Regions from separate parts of the Mus musculus genome. Here all the other regions are linked to region 1. The links are chromatin loops, found by intact Hi-C in ENCODE. Cell type or tissue: left cerebral cortex. All regions are shown on one strand. Each heading gives the region's core, and the rest is flanking DNA. Links, peaks and the distances in the headings are about the cores only. Region 1 has its middle 2.8 kb from the start of Gatb. Region 2 overlaps Fbxw7 (F-box and WD-40 domain protein 7). Region 3 has its middle 10 kb from the start of Gm52637. Region 4 has its middle 63 kb from the start of Gm31096. Region 5 overlaps Fam160a1 (family with sequence similarity 160, member A1). Region 6 overlaps Fbxw7 (F-box and WD-40 domain protein 7). Region 7 has its middle 21 kb from the start of Gm52637.

The links. Hi-C counts contacts between places; a loop is a spot of excess contacts. Peaks named below come from ENCODE experiments on the same cell type or tissue, not always from the same donor. Only the 100,000 strongest peaks of a DNase experiment are listed, where the experiment ranks them.
Region 2: it touches region 1 in a loop (9-fold over the local background); 21 of 42 quality-filtered maps call a loop at or near these places.
Region 3: it touches region 1 in a loop (4-fold over the local background); 7 of 42 quality-filtered maps call a loop at or near these places.
Region 4: it touches region 1 in a loop (3.0-fold over the local background); 2 of 42 quality-filtered maps call a loop at or near these places.
Region 5: it touches region 1 in a loop (2.6-fold over the local background); 5 of 42 quality-filtered maps call a loop at or near these places.
Region 6: a loop joins it to region 1, with 4 times the contacts of the local background. A loop is called at or near these places in 23 of 42 quality-filtered maps.
Region 7: a loop joins it to region 1, with 3 times the contacts of the local background. A loop is called at or near these places in 7 of 42 quality-filtered maps.

The regions. Positions count from the first base shown.
Region 1 is chr3:85,569,148-85,573,574 of GRCm38, forward strand. It overlaps Gm3740. Among named protein-coding and RNA genes, the nearest start is that of Gatb, 2.8 kb to the right of the region's middle. In left cerebral cortex, for the core only: a CTCF peak has its summit at 2,313 (motif pointing left); DNase peaks (open chromatin) are centred at 254, 1,675, 2,297 and 3,420; H3K4me3 peaks cover 38 bases; H3K27ac peaks cover 3,843 bases.
Region 2 is chr3:84,933,966-84,938,392 of GRCm38, forward strand. All of the region lies in intron 4 of Fbxw7 (F-box and WD-40 domain protein 7), which reads left to right. Among named protein-coding and RNA genes, the nearest start is that of Gm40080, 58 kb to the left of the region's middle. In left cerebral cortex, for the core only: a CTCF peak has its summit at 2,475; a DNase peak (open chromatin) is centred at 2,501; H3K27ac peaks cover 843 bases.
Region 3 is chr3:85,373,646-85,378,072 of GRCm38, forward strand. No RefSeq gene overlaps it. Among named protein-coding and RNA genes, the nearest start is that of Gm52637, 10 kb to the right of the region's middle. In left cerebral cortex, for the core only: a CTCF peak has its summit at 2,572; DNase peaks (open chromatin) are centred at 3,103, 3,398 and 4,063; H3K27ac peaks cover 1,857 bases.
Region 4 is chr3:85,182,281-85,186,707 of GRCm38, forward strand. No RefSeq gene overlaps it. Among named protein-coding and RNA genes, the nearest start is that of Gm31096, 63 kb to the left of the region's middle. In left cerebral cortex, for the core only: no CTCF peak of the experiment used is centred there; DNase peaks (open chromatin) are centred at 2,085, 2,924, 3,985 and 4,083; H3K27ac peaks cover 2,262 bases.
Region 5 is chr3:85,659,919-85,664,262 of GRCm38, forward strand. It overlaps Fam160a1 (family with sequence similarity 160, member A1), which reads right to left. Exons shown (of 12, transcript NM_172682.3): 12 at 145-1,300. The coding sequence ends at 1,047. Among named protein-coding and RNA genes, the nearest start is that of Gm40082, 51 kb to the right of the region's middle. In left cerebral cortex, for the core only: CTCF peaks have their summits at 2,553 and 2,757; DNase peaks (open chromatin) are centred at 522, 1,685, 2,201, 2,377 and 3 more places; H3K27ac peaks cover 4,000 bases.
Region 6 is chr3:84,919,700-84,924,126 of GRCm38, forward strand. All of the region lies in intron 4 of Fbxw7 (F-box and WD-40 domain protein 7), which reads left to right. Among named protein-coding and RNA genes, the nearest start is that of Gm40080, 43 kb to the left of the region's middle. In left cerebral cortex, for the core only: a CTCF peak has its summit at 2,507 (motif pointing right); a DNase peak (open chromatin) is centred at 2,516.
Region 7 is chr3:85,362,736-85,367,162 of GRCm38, forward strand. No RefSeq gene overlaps it. Among named protein-coding and RNA genes, the nearest start is that of Gm52637, 21 kb to the right of the region's middle. In left cerebral cortex, for the core only: no CTCF peak of the experiment used is centred there; DNase peaks (open chromatin) are centred at 331, 2,081 and 2,361; H3K27ac peaks cover 2,904 bases.

The DNA.
Region 1 (4,427 bases), core at 107-4,106:
ACAGCACTTTACCAACAGAGCTCTCTCCCCAGCATTCTCTGTTGAGTGATTCTTTAATGATATACATTTATTCATCATCATCCTTTGGCTCTAAAATAAGAGAACAAGCTGACAAATAAAAATATCTGTTTTGAAACGGAATAGCCACTGGCTATTCTTTTTGCATTATTTTTTGAATGAAAGTAGAGCTTAGAAGTGTGTGTGTGTGTGTGTGTGTGTGTGTGTGTGTGTACATGCACATGCGCACAAACTCTGTAGCTCTGATGGCTAGAATACTCAATTCCAAAGCACAAAAATAGGGAGCATTTTTAGTTCCTTGCAGAGCTTTGATCACATGCAAACCACAGTTTGCAGAAACACGGAGTTTAATATTTTCTAGCTCTCCGTACTTGCAACTCAGGATTATCTTCCTTCAGGCAAGGGATGAGTCAAGGGGCCACATGCAGGTAGAACTTTTGCTGATACACTATTCCTGTTTCTTTCCTGGGTTCAGTCATATTTTTAGATCAGCAAGCTATTCCTTGAATCAGAGAGAAGACCACAAAAATATTATAGTTCCTAGGCCAGGCCTAATAACGACATGCTGGCCTCATCTTCCCAGCTGGCATTTCATCTCCACAAAGGCCCTGAGCAGGGTGTTCTATTTCCTTGCATTGGGAATGAAGAAAGGGTTATAGATTTCTTTGCCCCACAGCAATCTTCTAGAGAAAGTGATTGTTCCCTCCACATCAGTATTTTATCAGAAGCAAGACTTTAATGGAAAAATAAAAAGAAATGAATCCTGTTCTCCCAACTGCTCAGCAGGCATGTATTCCCAGTCTTTGTTTTTCCCCCAGTGGTACTTTTCTAGACCTTAAAATGTGGGGTTTTCTAAGAAGAAACTTTGTGTTTAAAGAATGCTTTTTTCAAAGACATGAACTACCTTTGTTCCAATGTTTTTACTACATGCAGATGATCTTGTCAAGTTTTGTCACATGCCCATCATCGTAAATGAATTGTTTTCTTTTTTATAGGGAATTTGAATTAACGTTACCACCAACCCTTCCTATCCACATGGCTGAATTTCAACATTGGGCTTCTTTCCATAGTCAAAAAGACAAATAGAAAATATTATCCAGCAGAGAGATCAAACTTATTACTGTATTAAGAAACACTGTGACAACTCCCATCCAGCTTTGTTAGACTACAATGGCTATTTTATATATTCATCTGCTATGTATTTTTAAAGCATTGCCTTTGTCTCCACAGGACAAATGTAGTTAATTAAAGAAAAAGATTAGTTCACACGGTTTTAAGATTTGCACATATTTTCAAATAGATTTTGAGATACAGTGTCACGACAGCAGAAGCTATCTTTTTTATTTTACTTGGAATTATAATGTTGCAATTAAAATTGTTTGCTTCTTCTTAAAAAGCAGAGACTTTGTGCCACTTGTATTATTCCTCTTACACTGTAGCACATGGCGCTGAAGAAGTTACAAACTTATCACAAAATGTCTTTTCCATAGCACTTCCCCCACTGTACCCTAGGAAAATGGATAGTGGGAAGGGTAACAATTAAATTCAATCTAAATGTGGGGGGATTCGTGTTCAGAAATCAATGTGTTTATATAAAGATGTTAAGTCAAATACAGAGGTGAACCAGGCTATTCCAACTCTTGCCAAACAAGACTTGGAAAAAGAGTAACCCAAACCAAGCATGTTATTTACAATATACTTCCTAACTAGTCTCATTTGTAAGTGAAAATCAGCTGGCTCAAACATCTTTTTAAAACTGATTGAATAACGTTGGGGAGGGAATCTGCGACACGCTCCTTGAAAAAAATATGGTTAGAAACTCTGTCCTGCTACCTCCTGAGTGCCTTGAAAATGAAAATCTCTGTGTCTTCCAGATGACAGCCACCTTGTTGTGGATCCAAAATAGCTCTCTCAGCCAGAGAGCTGTCTATCAGTAAGAGTTCTGACGGGTACATATTTGGCATTCAGAAAGAAGGCAAGAAATGGTCTCATGAAAGAAGATTTGGTAGAAGAACTGCCCCCACCCCCTGAAGTCCAATGGAAATCTGGAAAACAGTGCCTCTCGTAGACACCACCAAGAGACCAACAGGCATTTCTGAAAATGAGACATAATTTTGATAGAGAACAAAGCCAGAAAAGGGGGTGGTAAGTCCCTATTTCCACCATTAGCTTTTATAGGCATTTGAGAGTCCATGATTAGACATAAAATGTACCAAGCTGGAAGGTTCCCATTTGTTCAAGGAAGCAAATCCACTTACATGTATAGGATTTTCTCTCCCCCTAGTGGTGGGGTGGAGGCCTTTGAAGACTGAGAGCATGTGATTGCACAATACTGCTTTAGAAATCAGTCTGGGTTTCCACTGCAGCGCACTTTGTACAAAAAGTAGGCTATTCTTTGGGTGTCCTCACATTCTCTACAGTGATTTCTGAACCTCTTTCAATACTCCCAGTGAGGTAGTGAAGTGTCTCATAACTATGTTCCAGCGTGAGGTAAAGTCTTTCTTTCCTCCTCTTTAGCCCTATTAAAGGTGAAGCCACGTTGCATTCCCAAACAGTTTTACTGACCAGAAACCCACTCGAGGAGTTAAGGGAGAAGAAAAAGGAAACCCATATATAGCTAATGTAGGAAACATGGGGACTCACAAGAAAGACACCCATATATCAAGGACCCAAAGAATGAAAGGAGCTAATTAGAGATACATTTTGAAACGTTTTCACCTTTGTGTTCCATGCACTTTCATTTTCTTCTTTAGTTATATGAAAGTAAAATTCAGATTACTCATGGGAAGTAGATAAAAAAGAAAAAATATAGAATAAGTAAATGTCAATCAAGTTTTAAAAATTATTTTTAAATGTATGTATGAGAGAGACATGGTTAGGGGAGTGCTGTGTGTGGTGTCTGCAGAAAGCTGACGATGGTGCCAGCTCTTCTGGAGTTGGAGTTACAGGCTGTTGTGACTCTGGACATGAGTGCTGGCCAACAAACTCAGGTCCTCTGGAAGAATAGAAAGTGCTCTTAACCACTGAATTATCTCTCCAGCCCAGGTTATTTTTCCAAATGGAGTGACCATATTATAAAATGCCAAAATGTTTTCTAAATATTAATGGAAACAGATCCTAAATTGTAGCTGTCTTATCTGTAGGTTAGTGATCGATAACTGCAACACATCAGTGTGGAATATAGAGAGTACACATCTATTCTTTCTCTATAATTGGGCATCAGTGACTTCCACTGGATTGCTCCTCTTGGAAATCTCCAAGGCAACCAAGCACCTAAGTTCACACAGAGAATAGGTTCCTTTTCTGGCTTCCTTACCATACACTACACACATAAGTCAGAACTGTTGGGCCCCATTTTGGCCCTGGTTTGGGCCTTGAGGACAAACTCGAATCTGGCTCGAGTTTCTGCGGCCTTGTGGGAGAGCCTAAGCCTGGCTCAAGTTTTGAGACCTGTCTCAGTCACTTCCATATTGGGGTGACTCAGCAAGACCTGTTTGGCCCTGCCTCTGCCCTGTCGTTGCTGATGTAGAGCTTTGCCATTGACCCTGTCAGTCACTACGCCATCTTACCCCACCAAAACCCGCCTCCCTATGTTCCAAACTTATATAAGCAAGAGGCTGACTCCATAAAGTTGAGTTCCTGCTTCAACAAGACTCCCAACTCTGTGTGTTTCTTTTGGGCCGTTGACACTCGCCATCCTGCTCAGCCCTGGAGAGACCCCAGAGGGACAGGGACCTCTCTCCTCTGTCCTGGACCTGTCAGCAAGGAGCAGGTACAGAACCTCCAACTCTCGATCAGGTCCCTCAATCTCACCTTGCACATCTCCCAGAAACATATGTTTTACTTTACCCTTCACCACTACCCCAATCTGTTATTGCGTTTCTAAAGAACATACCCTCTCAACAGCCCCCATTTGTCAAATACATTCACTGCACTGTACTACTTCATATATTCTTGAGGCGCCTACTCTGTACTCTGGAAATACTATGGTAAATACCAGACAAGGATCCATTGAAATCAAAGATAGCTGTTAAGACTATGTTGACAATTAAAATCAGGCAATGAAAGTAAGAACTATTGTAGACTAAGTTTTCAAATAAAAAAAAAAATCACCTGGAATTTCAACAAGGGATATGAAAGGCTCTGCTTGGTTTTGCCTTCCTGAGGGTGGGACCTAGCATCTCTACATGGTAGGCAAATGCTGTACCACTGAGGGATATGCCCAGTCCAAGATGAGTTCTGAAGTCAAACAACAAAAGAAATCCATTGAGGTGATGTCTTTTTTTCTATCAAAGCTTTCTAACACAAGAAATTGTTTCAGATGTTGGCTAAGAAAAATAGTAAGTAAAAAGCACATAAAAGTTTAAAAATTTTTTTCGGACATGAAAACAATTTTTAAAACGTTTTTC
Region 2 (4,427 bases), core at 151-4,150, 640 kb before region 1:
TTCATTGCACTGCTGCTAGTATCACTTTGATCTTGCCTTTGGTGTGATGCCACTAATGGCCACTCAAAGACCCTGAGTCCATGGAACAGAGTTGAGAGCCTTGAATAGACCTCTTCATAAAACCTGTGTCCTTAACGTTCTTCACATAGGATGATCTCGGTATGTAATTATGACATTGCTTTCTGGACCTTTTTGTCATCAGATCTTAGTAGTATTGGGTTTTGCTTCCTTTGTTAATCTAGACATAAAGTAAATTAAATGAGCACGTGCTATACAAATCACACTGAGGAAACACTGAGTCATGTCTTATTACCCACAATAAGCTGGACAGATGATAAGTAGCCTTAATACCAACAGGCAGGGTACTCACACCTGCAACTTGCATTTTAAGAAATGAGTTGAATGTCAAGACTGGTAGAGTGAACAACAAATAAAAAAATACTCTAAAAATAAACTTGGAAGTAAGTTCCTGGCAGAGTAAATTGTTTGAAATAAGTCTGCACGGCCCCTTGCCTGCACACCAGAAATCTAACAAGTCCTAGAAACTAAGACTTAAAAGACTTAAAGTTGACGTATGATGGCCTCCTTTAATACTTATCTAAGTGATTATTTTGCTGCAGAAATAATGTAATGTGCTAGAAGTTTTTGTAATATGTAGTTTATGTGCCGTATTATCTTTCTGAAGTGCACATCAAAATGCACATAAGTGCATTATCTTTCAAAATGCGCATGCATGAATGCAGCTGTCTTCAGAGTTAGAGAACCAAGCCTGTTGAACTGTAACATTCATAACTATCATTTATATGTAAAACTTGAAGACTCTTGGAGATTTCAGGACGGTTTGAACTCTCTCTTAAGTCTCTGTGTATGTATGAATTTAAAGCATACATTGCATGGATAAACACCTAAATCTATTACCTAGTTACAGATAGGTCAATGTAGTATAATGACAGTTTGCAGTTAAAATATTTTCATCAGTGATTAAAATATGGCAGATATATACATTAAATGATGGGAAGGAACCCCAGCCACTTTTGACGGTCTGCACATTAAAATAAGAGCAAAGCTAAATTAAGTTTAACCTTCCATTACAGATTATGTCTGTTATCTGCATTTTGCTAGTATTGTAGATGGATAAGACAGAGTGGCCTCCCATAAGGAACTACTGATGGCCTTTCTGTCTCTTGAGAGATGTATCTCCTGTTATCGTTCTATAGTCATATGTCAAAAACACCAGAAGGACAAGCTGGATACTATGTACTGATGCAACACTTGGAATTAAGATTGGAAGATATATGATCTCAACTCAACTTGGGCTGCCTAGTGGGACCCTGTCTCAAAAACAAAACCATAGGTACATGATTTCATTCATTCATCAGATAGGTATTAAATAAGCAAGATAACCATTATAGTTACAGGATGCATTTGTATTTGGGTTGTGCCAAAATACAATGTGTCAGCAGACACTTTGTGTGTGTGTGTGTGTGTGTGTGTGTGTGTGTGTGTGTGTGTGTGTGTGTACATGTATACAGGGCTCCACAGAGGCCAGAGATATTGGATCACCTAGAAGTGGAGATCCAAGTTGTTGTAAGCCACCTAATGAGTGCTTAGAGCCAAACTCAGGTCCTCCACAAACCCAGCACACACTCTTAGCTGCAGAGCCATCTCCCAGCCCTCTTTTATTATACACTTGTATTTTATGTTAAAGTTTCTTCACAAGTATATACACATACATGGACAGACACACTTTGAATTGTTGTAGCCCTTAGTAAAATATATAATCTGTTCTCAGAAATTCTAGTACAGAAAATACAGTTTGAATTCTATTTTAAAAAAATATACATGATTTTCCTCTACTCATGTTTCTACAGCAAGACTTTTTTTGTTAGAGAGTCTTTAGTGTCCTGTCAGTCACATCCCAGTGGTTTGCCTCTGAGTCATCTCTGGGTCAGAATCAAGTCCTCTGCTCTCCCTCTCCCTGACTGTGCGAAAGTTGCCTAACTTACTGTCCCCAGCACACTGGCCAGTTAAATAATAATCAAGTAATCCAGGAGTGTTGAAATGTAGGATACAATTTTCTACTGAGATAATAGCAATCACCTATCTGAGATAAATGGATATAAGCCAAAAGAAACCCAAGACAGAAAAGGTTAAATACTGATCCTAAAAGGACATGGACAGTTAGTTTTGGGTTGTGATATCTTTATATGATGGTACTCAGTTCTGTTTTGAGAAGAAAAAAAATATAGAAATGTTGAATAACACTGTTACCTTAAATTTCTTCCTTACAGGTCTTGAGTGTGGAAATTGAAATTTGTTATTCCTGTGCTTATTTACGTTTTTGTGTGTGGGTGGTTCATAATAATAGTTTATTTGTGAGCAATTTAAGCCCAAACAGCTTTTCAATCATCCACAGAAATCTTTACCAGTTTAGATGTAAAATGTCATTGTTACTACTACAGTGAACATATAGGGGCAGTATTGCACCGTTTTTGTAAATCTTGTCTGAATTTGAGGATTTTTAAACAGTTGCAGTTGCAGCCTTGTTCTTGGACAAATGATAACAATCTATCTGACTTTTAAATGCATGGTTGCACCTGCTTTGTGAAGTCCAATTCAGGTTCTTATGTGGATTATGCAAAACTCTTGTTTTACAGAGTCCTTAATTTGTATTTGAAGTCAAGGAAATGTTAATTTAAAGGGTAAAATTCATCTGTAGTTAGACAACAAAATGTAACTAATTCATGAAAAATTGCAAACTATTAAAATCAGTACAGTTTGTTTTTAACTGCTTTATAAGAACTTTTCAAGAATGTGAGAGGTTTTTTTGTCAACTTGTCAAGCAAACAAAACCTAGAATAATATATAGTCTTACTTTAAGATTCTTCAATTGATAAATACTATTTTTCAATATTTAAGTAGTGAGATTATTACAAACTTTGTTATAGATTTTTGCAGGTTTTTTTTTTTTCTGACTTCAGTGAGAGAGAACTGAGCAGTTGTTTCCCATGTATTTGTTGTTCTCGATGCTTTCTTCCTGTGATCTGAGGACTACTTGACACACTGAGAATCAACAGTGAACAAAGCAAACCCAGGCTTCACTGTTGGCTCATGTCAGAAGAGCAGAGAGATTAAGTATGTGGATGGTGGTGCTGTCCAAACCTGGGCGTGAGCTCTTACTCTTTCCTTTACTAAGTGAGCCTTAGTAAATCAGCTGAGTAAATGGAGAGATTACTACTATCTCATAGGGTTGCTGTGGTGGCAACGAAAGAGTCCATAGGAAGTGTGTGTGGCTCTAACAAGAGCTCACGTCCTCAAGCCCATGTGGCTAAAGAGCGAGATGAGTTCTCAATACCAGTATATCTTACTTTTACTTCTGATATAGTAATAATTCTTACTATTTTTAGAATTATTGTTTTGAATATTTTTTAAATTGTGAGAGAAAATGCATAGCATCCATTTTGAATAGTCAGTTATTTTTTAGTTTCCTGAATGACTGATAATCCCTGCCTATAGAAAGTTAATGTGGCTTGGTTCGACTCACATTATGTAGATTCATTCAGTGTGACTACCCTGTGTAAAGATTAACCCCATTATGTCTATATCGATGAGAAAATGATAGGTGACATCTCTGTATTTTGTTTGCAGATTCCCACATGTTTAGAATAAGTGTGTTGGCTTAGAATCCCATTAAGTAGAATTTGTACAAGTACTAAATGAGAATTGAAAAGAGTTTATTGGTTCATGTGTTCTGTCGTTTGCTTCACTGTCTCTAGTCAATCCCTTCCATTTATGATTTTAAATTCTGAAACCCTTTCTCTTTTTTCAGCCCCTTAACTTTGGTAATTAAGAAGTGGAACACAGTTGATGACATCTTTGAAAATGTTCTGATCAAAGCGGTCCTCATTACTGTGTAGAGAGAGACACTAAAGCATTTGAAGAACTCAGCTTTCTCATCTGTTAGCAAATATACTTAAACATTTAGGCCGTTCTTTGCTATACCTTGCTTTCTTCATTCTTTTACATTTTAGACGTATAGGAACCATGCTTTAACATGCTTATAGGTATGAAGCCCTGCACACACAGGGCGAAGCATTGTTCAGGTCTGCACCCTGTTTAATAGCTTATCAGCTATGTTCCTGCTGTGCCTGCTCCCCGGAGGGGAAGGGTTGTTCTGCAAGCTTTCATATTAGCTTTGTTACCATGCAGTATTTCTCAGCTGCTCACGCTCATTACCATACAGCTGGTGTGGAGACGAGGAGGAAGCAGGCAGAAGTTGTACTGGCTACAAGAATAAGAAGCTCTTTTGCAGATGGGGTGCTGGCAGATGGGGCATGTGTTTGAGCAGGTTTTACTAATGACAGTGCGCGTTAAATATCATTCTGAGGAAGTCCAAGGTCATTGTCATGAATTTAGAGCTTTCGAGG
Region 3 (4,427 bases), core at 93-4,092, 200 kb before region 1:
ACTCCCCTCCCTCCTTTCCAAAAGAATAGGAGTAACAGCTAAATGGCTTTTGCTAACCATATCCCCCCCCCCAAATATGACTGGTAGCCTGCTCTTTACTTAGCTCAAAATCCATTAAGAGAATTTTGTTTTAAAATCCAGTGCTCACACAAAATAACTTTGTTTCTTTTCCAACAAGAAGACTTGAGCTATATGCAGTTAGACTTACCCTACTAGTTTCCCTTTTCATCATAGCTACTAGGAAGCTCACCGTGATAAAACAGTTATATCAGTGTTGGTTATAGTTCTTAGTTATTACTGTTTTTGTTTAAACCTAATTTTCCATTTATGACTCTCTTGAATTTATTTTGCTGAGCTTTCTGGGAGGGAGAAGAGAGTTAACAAAAAGCAAGCCAGTGTTCCCTGCCTCTAGGTCAACTTCTCAAACTAAAATTCCAACAACCTGATGGGTATTGCAATCTCTCAGCCAGTGTAGCATAACAGAACCACAGTGCAGAGCCCATTTTGGTCCCCACTGAAAAAACTCAAGCATTGTTTTATAGTATTTGTTTATTGCTATTGTATTTTTTCCCGAAAGCTTAGCAATTTCAACAATAAGCATTTCCTATTGCTACCCACAGTTTCCATGTTTATGGGATCCAGGAGCTGCTGAGCTGGGTGGCCCTTCTCAGAGGAGTCTCTGGTAGGATTACAGGCAAGATGCCGTCCAGGGCTACAGATATCTGAAGGTCTAGGGAAGTCCTGCAAGCGGGGCCTTGCTACAGGAGCTTCTCTGTAAGGCTGTCTGAGAGTCTCTAGAGAGGGGAAGCTCGTTTCCCCCTAAAAAAGTGATGAGAGAGACTGGGTACAGGGGTGGCAGGAGGGGGCACAATGAGACAGGCAGGCCATGATGCCTTTCTTGACCCAGGCTAAAGAGTCACACGGCAACATTTCTGCTATCTGTTTATAGAGGTGAGCCATCGTGTACTGAGGGCAATCTAGGGTGAGGGGCAGGTTCTGCTTTCCAAAGGGAGGGACCCCAAAGCACTAGAGGAAAACATGGGAGCCACCACTCAGAATGTAAAGTTTTCTCTCCTTTTCTTTAGAGTCCTCTGGCAGCTAGAGCACCGCTGAGTGATCAGCATGTCTTTGCCTAGATGCAAAGTAAGATAGGAAAGAAGGAGGAGAAAGCATTTGCCAATTGGGAAATCAATTTCCCAATTGATCGACACACATCAAGAAAGCATCTGGGACTGTATGGCTTCTCATTCCAAACACAGTGGGGGCTGGGGAGAGAGCACCTGAGATTCAGAAACTGCTGGGATGTTTCTCTCAGGATTCTGGGGGCTGAGGAGTCCAAAGTCAAGGACATCAAGTAGCAGAACACTTGCCATTTCACTTGGGCCAGTTTTAAATAAGTGGTGGTTTCTTGCTGAATGAACAAACCACCTCTGCCCCTTCAAGAGAGAATTCAGATTCACAGGGCCGTTTTTGTTGCAGTTAATCACAATTGTCAAGTTACTGAGATCTAAAATCACCTAGAGATGGGCCTCTGAACACACAGGTGAAAGAACATCTAAGTTAATTGAGGTGGAAAGATCTGTCCACTCTGGGCGGCACAATTCCCTTGGCTAGGATCCTACACTGTATAAAAAGGAGGAAGTAAGCAGAGCACAAAATTCATTTCTCTGCTCCCTGGCTGCAGAAGTAACAAGCTGCCTCAAGCTCCTTCCTCACCTCAGTGGATTGTACCCATGGATTGCAGAGTAAACTATTTCTCTCTTATATTGCTTTTGTCAGGTTATTATCTATTTATTTCATTTATTATTTGTTCATTTTATTTTTTGTATGTGAATAGTTCATTCACATGTGTGTGTGTGTGTGTGTGTGTGTGCCATGTCTGTGTGCCATGTGTGTGCCTGGTGCCTGCAGAGGGCATTAGATTGCTTGGAACTGGAATTGTGGACACTAGTGAGCTGCCCTGTAGGTACTGGGAATTGAACCCAGGTCCTCTGGAAGAACACCCAGTGCTCTTAACTGCTGAACCATTCCTTCAGCCTCTTTTCAGAGTATTCTGGTGTTGGTTTTAACACAGGAACTTTGTGAGCACCTTGGTTACTTTTCTCTTTCTGTGACAGAATGCCTTGAAGAAAGATATATTTTGGCTCTCAGTTTGAAGGGAATCCATCGCGGTGAAGGAATAGTGGCAGCAAATTCTGAGTCCATAGTTAAGGAGCAGGAAGGTCAGGAAGTGGGGCGGGGCGATCGAGTCTAAAGGTTCACTAATCGATCTACTTATTCCAGCCCATCTGTACCTCCTAAACCCTCCTGATGCTGCGACTCTTTCGTACAGTTAAACAGTTCCTCATGTTGTGATGATCAACTCTAAAATTATCTTCATTGATGCATCATAACTATAATTCTGCTACTGTTAACGATTGCCATGTAAATATCAGATTGCAAGATATCTGATATGTGACCCCTGTGAGAGGGTCATGGGTTGCAATTCACAGGTTGAAAACCACTATAAAAGTTCCCAGTCGTCTCAAATAGCCCTATCTGCTGGGACCAAATGTTCAGACACAAGCCTATAGGGGGCATATCAATTCAAACCACAATAGTGGGGAACACAAATACTCATATGTCAGCACACCGCCATACACGGAGGAGGACATAGTTCTGAGTGGAGTGGGAATAAAAGAAAAGACAGATCCTTCCAAAAGAAGGAAAGTTTGTTCCTGGCCGACCTAAAGATCATCCCTTCTTGAGACAGAATTGAAGGTGAAAGCTAAGGCAGCCCCTAATGAGTCTGAAAAATTACTATGTTCTAGAACCTTCTGGTTAGACCCACAGGTGATTCAAAGAGTAAAGTGAGAAATTAGTGAGCCCGTTGCTGGAGAGATGGGGTTGTTGGCAGGTAGGGAGTGAGACAGGCCTTCAGATCAGTGGCAGGCCCACACTGTCAGGAGAGCTGGCTCCCCTGCAGCAGGGACACTTGGCTTCTCTTTATCTAGAAAGCTCCCTTCCTTCTGTATGCCCCCTTGATGGTGCCCTCTCATGGTGAATAGCTGAGTACTGAAGGTGACTCACAGGGGAGTGGGTGTTTCTCCTTGGGAACGCCATCTTTGTCTTGCAAAACCTCCATAAAATACTCTAATACACACCGGCTAAGTAAACAGATCTTTGAGATGTGTAACACCCCTGTCATGTGGGAATTAACTAGCCTACAAAAACTGAGCAAGCCAGAAAGTATCTTATGAAATAAAACACACAGCTCAGAGCTTTATATTTTTTTCTTTATTGAGAAACTCAGATGCTGAAAGGAGACTAAATGTGTCCATTTGATATTATTTAAGTTCATCCTGGGCTCCCACCCCCTTGGCCACACTTCCACCACATCTACATTCTGGTCCTCAGAGGAAGCCATTGGCACTCTGGAGCTGAGTTCTCTGTGCGTGCCATTTTATGATCACCCTAGGATTCCATTTTTTTACCTACAGATGAGGAGCCTAGGGCAACAGACTAAAGAGTATTGCTGAGGTGGCCACCACTGCAACGGGAGCATGCTTCTTGGCTGCCACATCATACTGGTCCAGAGTTACTGCCTGGTGCAATGTAACCCAAGGTGTGGGGCTTCCCATCAGGCTGCAAACACTCTGTAGGGGAAGCCTGAGATGGATGAGGAGGGCTGCTGCCGCCATGCTAATAGATTATCTCAACAGCTCATCTCTGAGGAGAACAGAAGGCCATGAGGTGAGATCTGAGGAGTGAGCACTGCACAGTGGGACAGGAAGAAGGGATGACAATGGGGAAGCCATTACAGTATTCCTGTCAGACGTGACAAAATCCAGACTGGGGTTGTGGAGACAGAGTAGAGACTTATGGGAAGGCCTGTGACACTGACAGAACTTGCAGAGGCCATGTTGATGAGAGGCAAGGATTCTAGATGCCTCCTGGGTTCTGACCCAGCTACCAGAAGAGGATGAAAAAAAGCAGAAGAGGAAGAAGGAGATGAGGGCTGCAAATCCTGATGGGAGCTGTAACCATCACCATGGAGACCGGAATCAGATGGGTACCGCAGTTTAGGACGTGGGATGAACACACCAGTGAAGCTCATGCAAGCAGAGGCCCCACTCTGCCAGACACTGACACTCCCTACAGATTGGGTAGAAAGAGCCAGCCATGTTTACAGCAAGCTTGCTCTCAGTTTGATATTTTATTGGCTAAGTCTAGAAGGTCACAGAATGGAGGAACAGGAAACTTGGGAGACTCTAGATGACCATTGAAAAAGTTAGGGTGAATGCTAGATGATTTTTTGAAACCTGCTCATATGTTCCAGATTCCTCGGTTAATCAACACAATATGATTCGTCCTGTCTGTGACCCAAGAAAGAAAAGTATCATTCCTGATGTTGTGGTGTTGGCGAGTGTTTCATGACCAAAGCCAGA
Region 4 (4,427 bases), core at 247-4,246, 390 kb before region 1:
CCACAGGGCAGAGGAGAGAATGGGGATGGGGCAGGGAGGAAACTTATGAATAAGGTAAGGAGATGAGGAGAGGGGCATTCACACCCCACACCTCTGTAACCCAACGAGACGGAGACCCGAGAGGAAACAGCAGACAGAGTAACCGATTTCCACTCCGAGTCTGTGTCTTCTAGAAGACAGTAAAGGGAACTGTGTAACTCAAAGCTCCGGCTCATCCAGGACAGCTTTACAAACGGAGGTGAAGCAAAGGCCGCTGGAGAGAGCGAGAGCTGAGAGAATCCACAACCACAACTGTAGACCCAGAGAGGCCTTAAAGAGCTCCTCAGCGGAGGGGTGGGATGTCTGCAGACAGTTAGATCTGCACACAGAAATTAAGCCTCCCTGGAAATGGTTAAGGTGGGTGCAGATCAAGGCATCTAAAACATCATCTTTAGTCACTCTGTTAAACAAAAGATAGCCACCTAAAACTGAACAGTAGGACTGTGGTGTGTGTTTAATATATTACAAACAAACAAACAAACAAACAAACAGAAAACCCAATACATACAACAATGGGACAAAGGTCTGAAGGGACTGGATATTTACAGTTGTGACACTTAGGTGCAATGCTTTCTATTATTTGAGTATAGGCTGTAATTAGTTCCAGTCGGTGCTATAAATTTCAAAAGTAAAATGATGTCAATGCTAGATAATAAGATGGAGGACAAGCTATGCAGTGTCAGGGAGAAGAGAACAAAGATGCAGCAGATGGAACAAGGGGAAATAGACACAAGACAGCAGCTCCAACTTAATATCAACACTTCAAAACACAGAAACAAAAACTAACAAAGATGAAAAGAGATAGGTAATTGTAATCAGAGATTTCAACACTCCCATCTCAGCACTAACTAGATCAGCCTAATGAACATAGAGCAAAATCAGTGAGGAGACATGATGGGACGACCCTCTCTACCAACCTAACCTGTCCCGAGTGATCTCCGCAGGCTGATCCCCTAAAATAGCACATTATATATTCTCATCAAGAACACTTAGAATGTAGGCATTGTAATCTGGGATATAGTGGTGATTAAGCATTTTAAGAACTGGTCAGTGTAATTCTCCATTATAAACAGACTACAGAGGAAGAACTCTGTGATCATCTCAGCAGATAGATTTAAAATCCATTCATGATAAACAAACAAACAAACAAACAAGCAAGCAAACAACCAGAAGGACAAGTAAAATGGCCAGCAAACTAGGCTTCCCCATCTGTAAAGGCATGTTGAAAATGCCTGCAGCCATCAGGATGCTCAGAGGTGAGCAGCTAAGCAAGGTCCCTCAAGACACACACAGGGTGGGAGGGAATCCTTCCTACAAGTTAAATCCGAACAGCTGTGGAAGTTCTAGGCAGTGTGTGATAAGACAAGAAAAAAAATTGCGCGTAGTTTTTAAAGTCTCTTCTTGTAATATCATACCAATCGATCTCGGAAACCTTCGAGTCATCGATTTTCAATGCTGATAGAATTACTAATGGAGGTAATCAGCTCTGGATCGAGGAGCGACCCAGCGAAGCAGCTACATTTCTCTGCAAAAGCACCCAACACTCACCCGGTGAAATTCAGTAAATGCGATTGCAGTTAAAGTGCCATTTACAATAGCACCCCTCAGAGCACTGGATACACATTAAAAGTTTTTAAAAGTGTTAAAGATCTGTATTGCTTTAAGTATAAGATTTTGGTGAAAAAAAAAACTGATACAAATAGAGATCCACCGTGTCTACCCACTGTGAACTCCCCTTGGACGAAGATGCTCTCCTCCAACCTGGGAGCAAATCATTTCTCCAATAGAAATCATGAAGATGGTTGGGAGACCATTATGGAAATTAGCTTAAGGAAGCAACCAATGAGAGACAGGCTCATGGTGAAGAGTCCGTTCTCTTAACTCCGAGGCGTTTATCACAGGAATGATGAGAACCATGCTGCAGAAAGGATAGGCTGTAGAAAGGACAGGCATTTAGATCAATTGAACAGGGCAGGGAGTCCCAGAGAATGCTATGCACACACTGGCAGCAGACTCTGGATACAGGGAAGGACAGACTGTTGAGCGTGGTGTGGGCGGGGTTACATAAACATAAACAGAGGAGAAGACAGCATTGACACAGACTGCTATAAAACACTCAGGAGAAAAATCTCCGTGGTTCTGACTTAAGCAGTGAGTTCTTGGATACAAACCAAAGAGATTATCTAACTGATAAACTAGACTTGATTTGATAAAAACTTACTTTTTTTTTCTTCAAGAAATAAAAAATAAAGGAAATGGAAAACAACACCAAAAATAAAGAGAATAAGAAAAATAACATGTGGAGAAAACATCTGTAAATCACATATCTGGGAAAGAGCTTGTGTGTAGATGGAAATCTCACAGTTTGGTAGTAAGTAAAAACCAGACTGCTCTATAAAATGCAGGCAAACCATCTTAACAGATGTGTTATCAGAGAAGCCATATAGATGGTAAGTATGCACACAAAAGGGTTTGGCATCGCTGTTGATATACAACTAAAATACCACTACAATTAATTACAGCTAGTTACCCATGAAAATAGCAATCAAACAAGAAGCTGCAACCATGTCAGAAAAACACGGGACCATGGAACAATCATAGCTATGCTGCCGGTGGGAATAAATTGCGATTGTTTTGGAAAACAGTTTGGCAGTTACTTTTCAAAGCTATGAATGCACTGATACCAGCCAATCTGGCTCAGGCTATTTACTGAAATGATAACTTCCAATCGCACCAACCCCCGAGTTTGGGTGTTCACTCTGACTTTGCTCATAATCACCCCAAACTGGAAGCAATCCAGACGTCCTTCAGCTGGTTAATGGGTGACAGATACCTGCATGCTTCTTAGCGATGAGAGAAAACACGTTACTAACACAGTCATGGATCATGCTAAGTGAACGAAGCCTGACTCAGGAAGCCGTACACATACTGTACGGTTCTATTTATGTGCCATTCTGGAAAGAAGCGGAAACCATAGGGACAGAAAATAGATCAGTGCTGCCTGGAGCTGGGGCTGAGGGGTCAGGATTGATTAGAAAGGGGCGTGCGGGAACTTCTGGGGACTGTAGAAATGTTTTCTATCTTGATTGTAATGCAATTTACATGAAAGCATGCGTTCATAGGAGTGGAAGAATGAGGTATAAAAAAGGTGAATTTCAGCAAAACACATAAATTTAATCTCAATGATACAGGAGTGGGAAAAAACAACCCTAAAACGTTGCATTTAACAAGCGAGTCTTCTATCATCTCTCCGCGTGACCCCATGATCACAGTTTATGAAGTGGGTTATGCTGTTGGCTAGGTGAGAAAATGTTTGTGGTTCAAAGAGCCAGTGTTGGACAGTGTGCCCGTGAGCAGCGAAGGTGACAGCGGGCTTTTCTGGGTGTGGAGAAGTCTGTTGCCTGCTCCCTGTTGCCTTTGGACCACCATGCTGTGGGAGATGAATAACCTGCTGGTCCCAGTAGTTTGCCCAACGGAAGTTTTCCAGGGAAGCATTTACAGAGTGCCTCCCAGTCTCAGGGTGATTCTACACCGAGCACCTAGGAGTCCTTGAGATCCTGTCCTTGAGGTAAACCCTCCACTTAAGTGAAAGAGGTCTTGTCCTGCCCCTGCCCCTCCGGGCGGGCGTTTCTGGAGGCTGTTAAGCCTGCTTTGCAGCCTGTGCTCTCAGGAACCCAGGCCAGGAGCTGAGACTCCTGTTGTTCACTGTCACTTTATCCTCTCCGCCCACTCCAGCGAGCCTGGCAGGGAGGCCATCCAGAGAGCAGCGGGTCAACAGATGTATGCGCGGCTTGCGGAGCTGAGGCCCAGCTGGGAGGATTAAGCTGTGAAAGGCCCCACTCTAGGCCCAGACCGTGAATCTCCCAGTTCCTGTGGTTTAAGCATAGCCTGAGTGTGCCCGTGGGAGATCCCTCTTCGCTTACAGACAGAGGCTAGAACACGGGTACTGATTCCACTGAAGTGCCAGGTAGCCAGTGAGGGCTCAAAGGACAACCTTTCATTTGAAGGCCTATACTTATAGAAATTGCTTGTCTGCTTGGCTGGGCTTCTGGGAAGGTATCAACCAAGAGAGAAAGAAAGAATGGAGAAGCTGCTGATTGAAAAAGGAGCGAGCCGCTCTGAACAACAGATCTGTGTTTCTTGTGCCTTGCTTGTAGTAATCTTTCCTTTTTAAGAGCCCTCCAGCCTTGGCATGGCTAAAATTATTTTGATCCCTTATAAGTCACCCTTTAAGAAGTCAGGTCACTAGATTGGGGTGAGGGGATACGGGCGGTTCAAGCGACCTGCACTTTGGGGAGTAAGGGGTGCTTTTAACCTCATGGTACTCCCCGGTTTCTGCTTGGTCAGACGATCCAAGCAAAGACTTCTTGAGCTCTCCACCAAAGAAA
Region 5 (4,344 bases), core at 345-4,344, 91 kb after region 1:
GGGAGTAACCATCAGGCACTCACAACTTCACAAGCTCCCTGTGACCTGTATGCATCTCCGTCCCAGCTGCTGACATGGGCTGAACAGTGCTTATTTCTCTACAAGGGCAACATATTAGTAAAATAAGAACCAGAGTTTCTCAAGTTACAGTTAGCAGAATTTTTATCTTTTGCACCCATTCCAAGCTCTGCACACCCTCAACCCCCCCCCAAAAAAATCCTCTTTGCGTTACAAGTTAACGTTTGTTTTCATAAAATACTTAAACAATAATGTTTTTAACATAAGTATATGACACCACACTTTTTTCCATCTGATCAAATGCCTAAGATCCAAAGTTTGCATAGGTATGCTTCCTTTTGTGCAAATCTTACTGAATTAAGGCTGTCTTGAGTTTTGGTTGTGCTCCAATGATTAGAACAGCTCTCAAGCAACAAGAAAAAAAATCCTGCATTCCAGATTCTCTCTGTGTGCGAAGTTTTGGGCAGACAGCTGGGGCTTGGGGATTTTCCCCACAACATTAAGGCAATAGGTATGGAAAGATTGCAAGTCCTAGAAGTAAAATTCAGAGCAGCCAATGATGTGTCCTATGTGGCAGGAGGAGCTCCGTTCTTACATTTCACTTCTTGCAGAGGCTGCTAGGCCATGTGTGTGCCACCATGGAGGAACCTCCGTGAGACTGCTGAGGCACTGACCCCCACCAGGCATCCAGAGGTCACAGAACCTCCGTGTGCGCTCCATGGCATCTGAGCTACAAACTGAGGGTCTCTGTCTCCTCCATCCAAGGCATGGGAGACAACTACAAACCATCTGAAGAGGAAACACAGCTGAAAGAGCCTGCCAAGGAGACAGCCGGCTCACAAGACATTCTGTGTAACAAGGGGAGACCCGGCTGGAGAGAGGAGGTGTACCAAAACCCCCCGATAAATCAAGTATTGTCAGGAAATATCAAAGTAGACATTTTTGATAAGCAGCTTTGCATTTAACATTCAGTCAAGACACTATAACCTTATAAAACCAAATCTCTATGAAAATAGTAGTATAAAAAGCTAACAGCAAGAGTCTTCAAAGTCTCCCAGGATCTTGTAACACAGAATGGAGTGTTCTTGGGCCAAGGCTGCCAGCTCCTTCAGGAACTCTGGGAAGAGAGCAGCAGCCAGCATGGTGTTCTTCACTGGCAGAGGCAGGTTTGGGGGTGCCCTGGTCACCTTGGCTCTGTTGCCTAGGAAGGGCTGAAGCACACGTGGAGGGCCATCCAAAAGGGTCTTGTCACTTTCTGGCCTGGAGATCTCCTGAATGGGATCTGAAAACAGAAAGAAGACAGTTCTGGGACTCTTACATGACAAGTGTGTGTGTAAGGGGCAAGTGGATTCATGGAGGGAATAGTAGTGGGTGCAGTTCCTCTCCCGACTAGATCTGCAGACAGCCCTGATATTCTCCATGACAAGCTTGTCCAGCTTGTCATAGCTAGCACTCAGCTTGTAACACAGAACTGTCTATCTGAAATCACATACACAGGAAGAGATGTGGCAATAATACCGGGTTGGCAAGAAATTCCCAGCTAGACACTGTACTGACACCCTGAAGTCCTGATTATCTGGGAGATCAAGGAAGAAGGGTCATGTGACTCAGTAGTTCAAGATCAACCTGGGCAACAGCAAACCCCTGACTGGATGGATGGATAGATGGACAGACACAGACAGTAGGCAGACAGACTGACTTCCAATAGCTCCTGCTACCACTGCTGACAGTTGAGTGGAGACTGGGCTCATGGGAAATCTACCAAAGACACCTGTGGCCCCTCTGCTCTCCTGATACCCAGTACTGAGCCAACTACTCTACTCCTGCCAGGGCCACCCTGGTCACCAGGTGCAGCTCCTTAAACTCCTGTGTTCTGCAGCTATTGCTCTGACCTCAGCTTCCCAGAAACCCCAGCCCATTCTGTCTGGGTCCTCTAGCCTCCAGAACACAAGAAGAGTAAGAGATCCCTCTAGATCACCAGAGATAATGGGATGGACTAGGCTAAGAATTCACACAGCCATCAGGATCTAATGGCAACAAAGGGCTTGGACAGCCAGCACTTAAAGAGGGCTCCAGGGGCCTGTGTCTCCCTCAGCAACATAAATCTAAGATGGCACGAGCCCAGGTTCCAACACATCCAGCTGATTTGCATTTTTATACCAAATCGGTTCTCCTAATTAAAATGGTTCAATCTCCCTGACTGATTCCTGAGCTCTCCAGCCCTCATATGTTTGTAGGAGTTCTTTATGCCACCTCTGCCCCTCCCCAAATGATCCCATCAACCCTCCCAAATCACGGTATCCAGGCTCTTCATTATTCTGGCTGCTTTTTAGAATTCAGCCCCATTTTTCAACACTTTTCAGAGTGTTGCTTAACGACGGCACTAAAAATTCTTGACATTTATAGTACTTTCTACATCTCACTACTATAGTCTTTAGTGTTAAAAAAAATCCTCTACTTTGCTGCTTTAAATATCCTTTTGGATTAAAGCATATCACAGTTCGTGTCACAGAGAAGTTGTTGAGAATCTGTCTCCTACTATCTCTTATCAGAGCTCCCTCTAGCCCCATCAGGGGTATTAACAATGCAGAGGCCCAAGGTCAGCCTTGGTGACCCACCCACACTGGTCCTCAGACACTTCAGGTCTCCCACGAGCCATCGGAGCTCACTGGGGAAGCTGGCCTGGATCCACTGGGGATCAGAACACCCAGACTGGAATCTATGCTGTGCTGGCTGCCTCGTCCCCTGCAGCTCCGTCCCCACATTTCCCTTCACCCACATCTTACTAAGCTTCAGAGGCACTGGGACTATAGCTAAGAGCACAGATTCTGTGACCTACCTACCAGCTGGGCTACTCCAGGCAAGTGGCTTCACCTCTCTGTGCTCTCACTTCCTCTGACTGTCAGAAGCTCATGGCATTGCTATAATGATCAAGTGAGTCACCAGGTATCAATACACAGGGGCCACACTAGACTGCATGTGGCCCACTTCAGCTGCCACTCACTTCCCGAAAGCCCCTCTCTGCCCGGGTCCCTGCCCCATTCACTGGAGGCTGGCACAGGGTTTCAGCCACACACTGCTCTTTTCAAGAGCCAAGCCCCCTGAGAATGTCTCACAAACCCTGGCCAGTCTATCCAGGGAGCCTACAACACTTTGCAGAATGTGTGACCAAGGAAATAACCCCCCACTCCTCCACACTCAAGTTCTCCTTAGAGCTGCCTCTCACGCCTAACCTCCACTTCCCAACTCAACCCCACCCTGCTCGCTAAACCATGCTCTTTGTGGATTTTTTACATCTAGCGTGACTTGTGAATTGGAGATGTCACTGCTAAGGTTTGCCTGCCCAGCTTGAATCCACAAATCATTGTTCATGACACAGAAGAGCAGCAAAGGGGTCCGAAGACTTACAGGGACATCCTTCAGGCAGTTCCAGCATCCCCTGGGGTGGACCCGAGCTGGCTTACCACCAGGAGATGGCCTTTCAATGTGTCACAAGTAGGCAGATTTGAGTGATTACCCTGGCCTGGATCACCAAGGCTGTTTCCTTTGCTGTAAAATGGGTTAGCATCTAGCCACCTTCTAGAATCAGAGCTCAGTTAAAGGAGTCTTTACATTAAGTCGGGTCATGGCACTATTATTGTGTAGTTTTAATGTATTTGAGTGGGAGTTCTTTCTTCTTCCTCCTCCTTTTCTTCCTCCTTCTCCTCCTTTCTGCTGAGAAAGTAACTAAACCTCAGGAGCCAATGACCTGGTCCCTTCAGTCATCACAGAAACCTCTCCATCCTCCTGCTGTAGAGCAGGGATCCTTTTAACTGCTCCCTGAGGAGGCTGCCTTTTCCGAAGGGACACCAGGAAGTTAAGAATGCAGACGCTGACTGGGGAAGCAACTCTGGCTGCAGGCACCTGAGTTACAAAAGGGCCCAACAAGCATGCACAGCACCCGAAGGGAAAGCTAGGGAGAAGGAAGTGCACATCACATCAGGGCCAGGGCTGGCTTCTGAAATGGTGCCTGGCTCTGAAAAGCTGCTGCAGACTGTCAAAGACTAACTCAGAGGACTTCAGAAGCTGAGCAGGACAAAGGCTCCGTTCCTCTCCAGGCAACAGGGCTGGGCAAAGGGCACAGCCCAGAGTGGAGACCCACCTTCCCACTCACTGCACACAGCCCTCCCGCCCACAATGGCCTTACCTTCTCTTTTTGAATTCTAACAAGTTAAAACCTGGCCCCTCATTTCACCAGTGGTACTTAGCCCAACTTTCTTCTAAAATCTGCCGCGTAGTACCCCAAAAGAACCTCAATCAGAGTTCTTGCTGTGGCCAGAGAGTGCC
Region 6 (4,427 bases), core at 239-4,238, 650 kb before region 1:
TGATTTTTTGTAGTGTTAATTTTTTGAATTTCATCTTTTGGTCAATTTTTAAAACTTTTCATTACATCTATACCTTCTTTCCAGTTAAAATATTTTCATTGTATACAACTCAACTACACTACCTAACACATTGCCACGATTGCCTGTTTTGAAAGAGTATCCATGCTGGGCAGTGGTGGCGCACCCCTTTAATCCCAGCACTTGGGAGGCAGAGGCAGGCAGATTTCTGAGTTGGAGCCCAGCCTGGTCTACAAAGTGAGTTCCAGGACAGCCAGGGCTACACAGAGAAACCCTGTCTCGAAACAAAAAAGAAAAAAAAATGAAAACCAAACAAAAAGAAACGTGTAGAATATACACTACTGGATTGAAACAGTGAGTTTTGTTTAGATGTATTCTATTTTAAAGTTTCTATAAATCACATTTATTTACTTATTTATCTATTTATTTATGAGGGGGAGGGACATATACATGAAGGTCATAGGACAACCTTTAAGAGTTGGTTCTTTGCTACCATCTGAGTCTTAGGGATCAAACCCAGGTCGTCAGGCTTGGCAACAAGCACCTTTTTTTTTTTTTTTTTTTCATTAAACCATGTTGCTGGCCCTTGGATATGTTTTGTAAAGCTAACTTTACTAACTCGTGATAAAGAAGGCTCACAAATCGATAGTCCAGACACGCACATGAGACTAAGAAAGCTACAGTATACACTCCAGACTGTAAAGTTTTCACCGTCAGTCTTCTGTCCCATCCTTCTCTTTAGGGAATCTGAAGTGTGGGATAAGCAGCCAGCCTAAAGTTCCTTGTTTCATGGTGGCACTGACCCTAGAATTTAAAATTCACCTGATAATCTATGTGCTGTGCAGTTGCCTGTCAGCTTTGGATAATTTAGCCTAGAGCGGTGGTTCCCAACTTTACTAATGCTGGGACCCTTTAAAATAGTTCCTTTAACTATAGTTTAATATAGTTGTACTGTGGTAATCATAAAATTATTCCTGTTGCTACTTCACAACTATCATTTTACTACTGTTACAGAACATAATGTAAATTTATAATGGTCTTAGGCAACCCCTGTGGGTTTGTGAATTTGTAGCTGCTAGGTCTATTTGTAGAATGCCCGTATACATTCGGTACTGTTTCAGAATCCAAGCTACTGTCTGCTTATGTGCTTAGTGCTTTTGGGTTGTTCTTTGTGCTTAGATATCGAAACTTAACCTAGGAAGTTCAAGAATACATTGTAGTATTGCTAGTACACTAGTAATGGTGGGATGCCCTAGAAACTGTAACTTGAAATTGTAAACTTCCTGACAAGTACTCTGAGCATTTAAATGTGTCGAACTTCTCTGGAAATCATTTTGGACTGGACCTTAGCTCACCCTCCCTCATTTTTAAGACAGGGTCTCACTGTGTAGTTCTGGCTATCCTGGAATACAGTGTGTAGACCAGACTGGCCTCCAACTCAAACAGTCCCTCCTGCTTCTGTCTTCTATGTGCCACCACTGCTTAGCCTGGACTTTAAAGTTTATAAACACAGTTCTTCCATTTGATTTCGTTTTATGAATACTAAAGGTATAGGGGCCACACTGTATAGTTAAAATTTAATTTTATGCTGAATTGTTTTTTCTATAGTTGAGGTATTATTAATACAAGAAGACAGTTTATTGGTTTGTGACTGTTCCCTGTTTGTTTCAGTTTCTCCATTTTTATGCATAAATTTCTTAACGGGCAATAGTGTAAGAGTCCTTTCTCTTTGGCACTAGGCTATGAAAGACCGAAAATTGATTTAGCACAGGTTGACAATATTCTATATATAATGTTCTATATTAAAAGAATAGTTATTCTGACTTATTTAACTTTCAGTAGTGCTATTAAAAGTATCTAGAATTTTCTGTTTCACCAAGAACACAGTGGTGTTAACAAAAGTGGCTTTAAGTTCACAGAAGCACTGAATAATACTGAGATCCAATATTTTTCCCATTGGAAAAAATGTGAAAACTTATACAAAATCAGTTTCTTAAGGCTGGTGCAGTGTCACTTTGCATGTAGAAGCTGAGGCAAGAGGATTCTTGGAGGGAAGACTGCTTGAGGCCTCGAATTTGAGGCTAGTCTGGACACTGTAAGGAAACTAGCTTACTGTGCTAATAGTTGAGGAGCCATGCATACTGTACACAATGCCCTTCATGGAGTGTGGTTTTCTTGAGTAGCTAATCACGTGAACCAGGCTCTTGCTTAATGTCCGTGGTTGTGAGGCTCTACACCCACTGTCCAGCTCGTGCTTCGTTCATCAGGGCTTTCTTGGATATTTGAAGGGTTTGAAATTTTTCACATTTCCATTCTAGATTGACAACATGGCTTTAGAATAAGAGTTCCACAAAGTACAGACACTTGGAAGTTAGTAGCTTGCACTGATCATCACTGAAGAGCTACTTTATATCTTTATCCTTATAAAGGCTTGGCTGGACACTTCATTTAGTGTTAGGTTTGCTGGAGTTGCAGTGCTCATATTATCCAGTTGAGGGCAGCTACTTACCAATTTAAAAGAGTTTAGAATGCTACCACTTGGTGCTTCTGAAAATGCAGTTTCTGATATACAACAGTGCTCACTTTCTCTCCTGTGTTTTTTATTGTCACAAATAATCATGGGAACATGGAAAGCTCCTTTTTCCTTCGTAATAATTGTTTAGCTCTTTAAGAACTGAAGGAGAAAGCCTTATGTTCACTTAAAGTTCTTCCTGTCCCAGCTCCTTTAGATCCCGTCTTTCTTCCCCGCTTACATCAGACTTCAAAAGTCGCATAGATTGGCTTATCTGGGAACCTGGATCTTAACAGAACATACACATAAACAAGGCGGCTTTACAGGTCTCTGAGACTTTTATGTGTAAATGTGAGAACAGACAGTGTTTATTGTGCTGTTTAATTAATCAGTGGGCTGAGTAAAAATTAAATTGCAACTGGCCTGTTTGGTATGTTTTTTATGCAAAATAAATTATATTCTCACAGAATATACGGCTGTCTTTCATTTTTGTTTTTGTTTAAGCACAGAGATATCATTTAGTTTAAATGATATCTTCCCTATAGTTCTGAAAGGAATTAGAAGTGCTAATTGTTTTCAGAGATTATCACTGAAATAAATTATTTTAAGAATAAAGATCTCGTTCTGTATAAAATTATATTATAATATTATTAGCAAAATAGATAGTATTTATATCTGGGGATAGATATATTAGCAAAAAGGTTATTCTAAGAAGACGGGCAGAATATGAGTGAGGGTTATAATTATGTGAACAAAATATCAGTCTTCCTCTAGAGAGTAAAGTGAGTGTCAAAGGACACACACAGACTGGGAGGTGGTGACATTTCTTCTGGAGAGGCTGGTGGGACCATAGACATGTTTCTCTTAACTATCAGTTATTACCTTCCCCCACCCCCCCGCCCCTGGCCCTGGCCATAATAATTTATAGATTTCCAGTGTCCTTATGCTGTCTTTTCTCTGGCCTACCCCTGGGTCTTTGTTGGGAATGATGTTGTGCATGCACTGCCATGCATCTCTTAGAGCATGTCCTTGTTTAGAAGTGACATGTGACTGTGATCATGGTCCTTCATAAATTATTTTATAAGAAAATAAGTGTATGTGTGTATCTGAATGTGAATGTATGTGGATGTCTGTCTGCATACTCCCATGCAGAGACAGGAAGACACTGATGACTTGTGCAATCACCCCTTGCCTTATTTCCTTGAGATACAAGACAGTCTCTTGGAGCTAAGTAGAGGCTACCAATCCCCAGGGATTCTCCTGTCTCAGTTCCCTGTACAACAGTTACTGACTCACGGGACCACACCCAGCTTTTTTTGTGGGTGTGTGCAAAGCTTCATACTCAGGTCCTCAGGTTTGAACAGCAAGAGCCCTGAAGTCCACTGAGCCAAGTCTCCAGTCCCAGTGTTAAGGACTGTTGTTATATTCTACTATCATTTACTTTTTAAACTTGTTACTGTGGTTGAGCAGGTATAACATAAAAAGTAATGTTTTTCCTTGTTCACGTATGTTCAGTGGCATTAAGTACACTCAGAATATTGCATAACAATTACCACCTTCCCTCTCCAGAACTCTCCCATTTTTTTCCCCTGAAACTCTGTAGCAGTTAAACATACTTATCTCCACACCCTTGTGCTTTCTGTCTCTGAACTGAACTGTCCCCACACACTGCTTAAGTGTTTGATTATAAGTGGAGTCATGCCACACCTGTCTCTTTGTAATGCACTTGTTTTACTTAGTATGATAGCCTCAACTGTCAATGATGTGTCAAGGCTGGAATTTTCTTCTTGAAGGCAAAACAGTATTCAACTCTGTGTGTGTAGCACTTAGCTTACTTAGATTATTTCCATGTTGTGATTGTTGTGAATAATGTTGCTACACTCATGGTACTTCTAGT
Region 7 (4,427 bases), core at 294-4,293, 210 kb before region 1:
ACACAGTCTTTAAATGGGGAGGAGTGTGGTAGGTATGTATTCAAAGGTAAAGAAGAGAAGAACGCACAGAGTTGAAGCTAAGGCTTGATAGCTGCTACACTCTCTCCTCTTGTTATCAACAGTCTAACTCATCCATTCGTTTCTACTTTCTGAATGTAATATGGACCCAGCCTCCTGAGAGAGTACCTGGAGCAGCCCTGAGGACAGTCTATACATGCAGCAACTCTACTTCGTGAGCTGGCGTTAGCCCATGCGGCCTGTCTGCTTATACACTGGTCACAACACACGATCTATACTAAACGCAAAGCAGAGACTGTATCTAGGCACTGTTCCAAGAGCACCAGCAGTTGGCTCTGGTAGCCTGTGGCAGTAGCTAGATCTCAGCCACTGAACCCTGCTAAGGACAGCTAATCATGTGCTTCAGAATTCCTGAGTGCGAGATGGCTTACAGGGTTTCAGCTGCAGAGAGAGCGGACATGTGCACCTCAGTTGGGGAACAGACACAAGGCTTAGTCCTGTTAGAAACCAGTGAGACACAGTCCCTCATGCTTGATGGCCCAGCCTGTGGCAGGAACCCATCCCAGACAAAACAAAAGATGGGAGGCCACTGTTCCGGCCTGTGTGGACAGGGCTGGGTGGATGCTGGGAACTGGGCCCTGAGATAGAAGCGGCAAGGAAATAGTTTCCCAGTTGGTAAAATAAACCAGACAGGAGGGCTTTAAAATCTGTGACCTGCTGAACTGCCACAATAAGCAAGAAGATTTACTTCAAGGCTTCCTGGGTGTTCCATCATTTTTGGCCTCAGAACTAGTCAAAAATGGATCCTGTGTTGCTTCCTTTAATGAAGAAGGCCTTTGCCCCTTTGTGTGAGGAAGACATGAGGTAAGTAGCCCATCAAGCTGGGTGAGTGTGTCGTAGTGGGGCCATTCACAAAGGCCTGGGCTGAGGGTGCTTACCTAGCATGCACAAAGCCCCGGGTTCCATCTCCAGCCCCACGGAAATCAATGAAGCAAAACAAACAAACAAAAATCCCACAAAGTGCAAGTTGTATTTAGGAAACTGAAGGAGACAGTGAAGTGACCTGACAAACACCAGTGAGCTGCTATGCCTCCTGGGGCAGAGAGGATATTGTGTGGAAGTCAGTTCCCACTGCTGTTTTCCTAGGGTGATGTCTTAGGGTCACTATTGCCGCAGTGAAACGTCACCATTAAGGAAACTTATAAAAAAGAAAGCATTCAACTGGGGACTTGCTTCCAGTTTCAGAGGATGAGTCCATGACCATCAAGACACGAAGCATGGTAGCAGCAGGTAGGCATGGCATTGGAGCATTAGCTGAGAGCTATGTCCTGATCAGCAGCAGCAGAGAGAGAGACAGACAGACAGACAGACAGACAGACAGAGAGACACAGAGAGAAACTGGGTCCAATCTGGGCTTTTAAAACCACAAAGCCCACCCCACTGACTCAGTGACCTACTCCTCCAACAATACACACCTTCTCCAACAAGGCCACGCCCTTTGATTCTTCCCAAACAGTTCCACTAGCTGAGGACCAAGCATTCAAGCATACATAAGCCTACGGGGGGTGGGGGGAGAAGTGGGGGAGCATTCTTTAGTCAAATGGTCACAAGTGATGAGACAGGAAGAGGGGGCACACACACCACCACAAACCCACTGTCCCGCCTCTCATTTGCCTCCTACCACCCTGAACTGGCTAAATCAAATCCAAAGCCAGAACCCGAGTTCTACAGAACCCGAGGCCTACATAGCAGACTGATGTGGGGCAGAGTGGTGGAATGAGGCAGGAGGGGCAGGAGAAGGTCATCTCCCTGGCTTTAGAGGAAATTCATCCCCAGTAAGATGATGGCAGCAGAGACCTTGCAGGACAAGGGAAAAATCTGCATTTGGGGAAATGGCCAAGACCAGCTCCATATGACGTCTTTAGTATCAGTGCACATGTCACTAGACTCTCATAGGTAGGTGCATCTAGTTAGATTTTGAAGTCCCTGAGGGTTGAAACCAGGCTTTCATCACTCCTTAGCCAGCACTGAGCCTGGCACAGAATGCCTTCAGTTGGCCTTCACTGACTGGTTGACTAAATGAGTAAGAAAGAGAGGAGGCTATTACATTCTGGTCAATTTAATTTTCTTGTCAAATGAATTTTTATCCAAAAAAGAAAAACAATCACAGAAAACCCCTTTGATCTCCTTCCTCCACGGCTGAAAATTCTTCCTCAAGTATAACACTGGCTGTTGCAGCCCTTCAAAAAGGATTATGCTAAGCTTGAAGGAATATGTCTTTGATGGCTGTGAATGGAGCAACTCTCAGGGCTGTCAATCGAAACTGGAAGTGTGGGCAACAGGGCCCACTTGCAAGGCACTAAAGATTTTAGACACAAATAAACAAACACGCTGGAGTCGCCATAGCCAATCACCCTGGTGGTGTATGCTGCCAAGAATTCTTTTCAAGGAGAACTGTTCTATATTTTCCCCCAAGTGTAAGCACTGTGCTTAATTTAGGATTGGGGTTAGATACCAAGGAGCAGAGATTTTTAATTCTTCATCAAAAAAAAATATTTTTTTTGTTACTGCTGTTATTTTGACTTCTTTTCTGGTACTTTTCCAATTTTCCCAAAATGATGCAAGTATCTTTATTACATTAAGTAACAAGAATTTGTTTTGTTTTGTTTTTGTTTGGTTTCTTTGGTGGGGTTGTTTTTTCTATCTCTCTTTCAAAGATCATTTAGCTCTCTCATCTGCAGGACTCAGTTAGTACATTTCATCTTTCATTCCAGAAGGAACTATTACAATGTTCTCTGTAATCTGAATTTCATAGTAAGGTTACATTTGATAGCTCTTTAACAAACACCTTCAGACAAACCTGGCAGAATAATCTTGAAAAGCTGAGGACCACACCCACCTCCCCTGGAGTGCTGGGGATGGCCTGCCTAGAGTTTGGCCACAAGTCTGTCTCCATCAGAGAACTGTGAATTCCATACCTAACAAGAGAACTGTGGCTCACACACCAGTGGGTGTCCCTGGCTAGCTAAGCTGAAGGCCTGGCAATGACCTCTGGCAATTTCATTTGGTTTAGCCCTTTTGCCCCAGTGGAAACCTGATCCTTTTGCTGTTGTTTTAACTTTTAAAAAATATTTGTTTATTTTATGTGTATGAGTATTTTGTTCATACCTGCATATATGTGCACCATGTGTTTGTTTTGTGCACTCAGAGGCCAGAAGAGGATGTCCGAAGCTCTAGAACTGAAATTCAAATGGTTGTGAGCTATCATCTGGATGCTGGGAGCAGAATCCAGGTCCTTCACAAGGGCAGTGAGTGTTCTTAACCACGAGCCATCTCCCAAGCCCCAGAAACACGACTCTTCACACGGGTTCTGTTTGTTTCACCATCAAACACATCCATCGCACACAGGAGAATCAGTGGCCCTTCAAGACCTCAGCACCCTCTTCAGTGTTCCCTTCACAGACTGTGTAATCATTGGGCTGCTATTATTATTGAATTGGTTTTGTCACTATAGAAACACTGACCTCACCCACATCCCTTTCTATGACCTGAAGATAGTCCACACTGCAAGTTCCTGTCACCTTGTGTCCCTCATGCCCCACATCCTTCTTTGACTCTACTCCTGTTCTTTTCATCTTGCACGGCTATCTTCCTAGTTGACCTTTGAACCCTGTGAATGGTCTTTGTGCCTTACTCAAGAATGCTCGCCCACCTTAGTTCAGTTCTAACATTTTTAAGAAGTGGGAAATCATATTTCAATACAACCACAAAAGTTCATGCACAACATAAATGCTGAGTACTACATTCCAGAAAATGCATTAAAACAAAACAATTAAAAATTATCAAATTGATAAGCAAAAATATCTTTTAACCTTGTTACTGAGACAGTAAATTATTTGTTTTGATAAATATTCTAATAGTGTGTGAACATGTACACACGTTTGTGCAGACTCGTGTGTGTGTGTGTGTGTGTGTGTGTGTGTGTGTGTGTGTATTTTATTAAATGGAAGAGTCATCTTTAGTTCATGTGATGCTGGGGCTTGATCTCAGGGCCTGGCTCATGCTAGAAAGCACTTTCCCACTGAGCTATATCACCTCAGCCTTCCTTCAACTTTGGAATCAAGTCAGGGCTTCGCTAAGTTGTCCAGGTTGGCCTTGAACTTGCAATCCTCCCACCTCAGTCTCCTGAGTGGCTATGCCTTCAGGCCTGTGCCACCAGGTGCTGTAAACAACACTATTTATAGCTATGTTTTTCTCTCTGCTAAATAATATATTGGAGATGCTTTTCCATGTTGTTGATCTTTTATATTATAAGAAATGACTGCATAATATTCCAATTCAGCAACATTTATTACTTATTCAACAAAGGTCTTACTCATCTCTGATGGCTACTGTTATGCCTGAATACA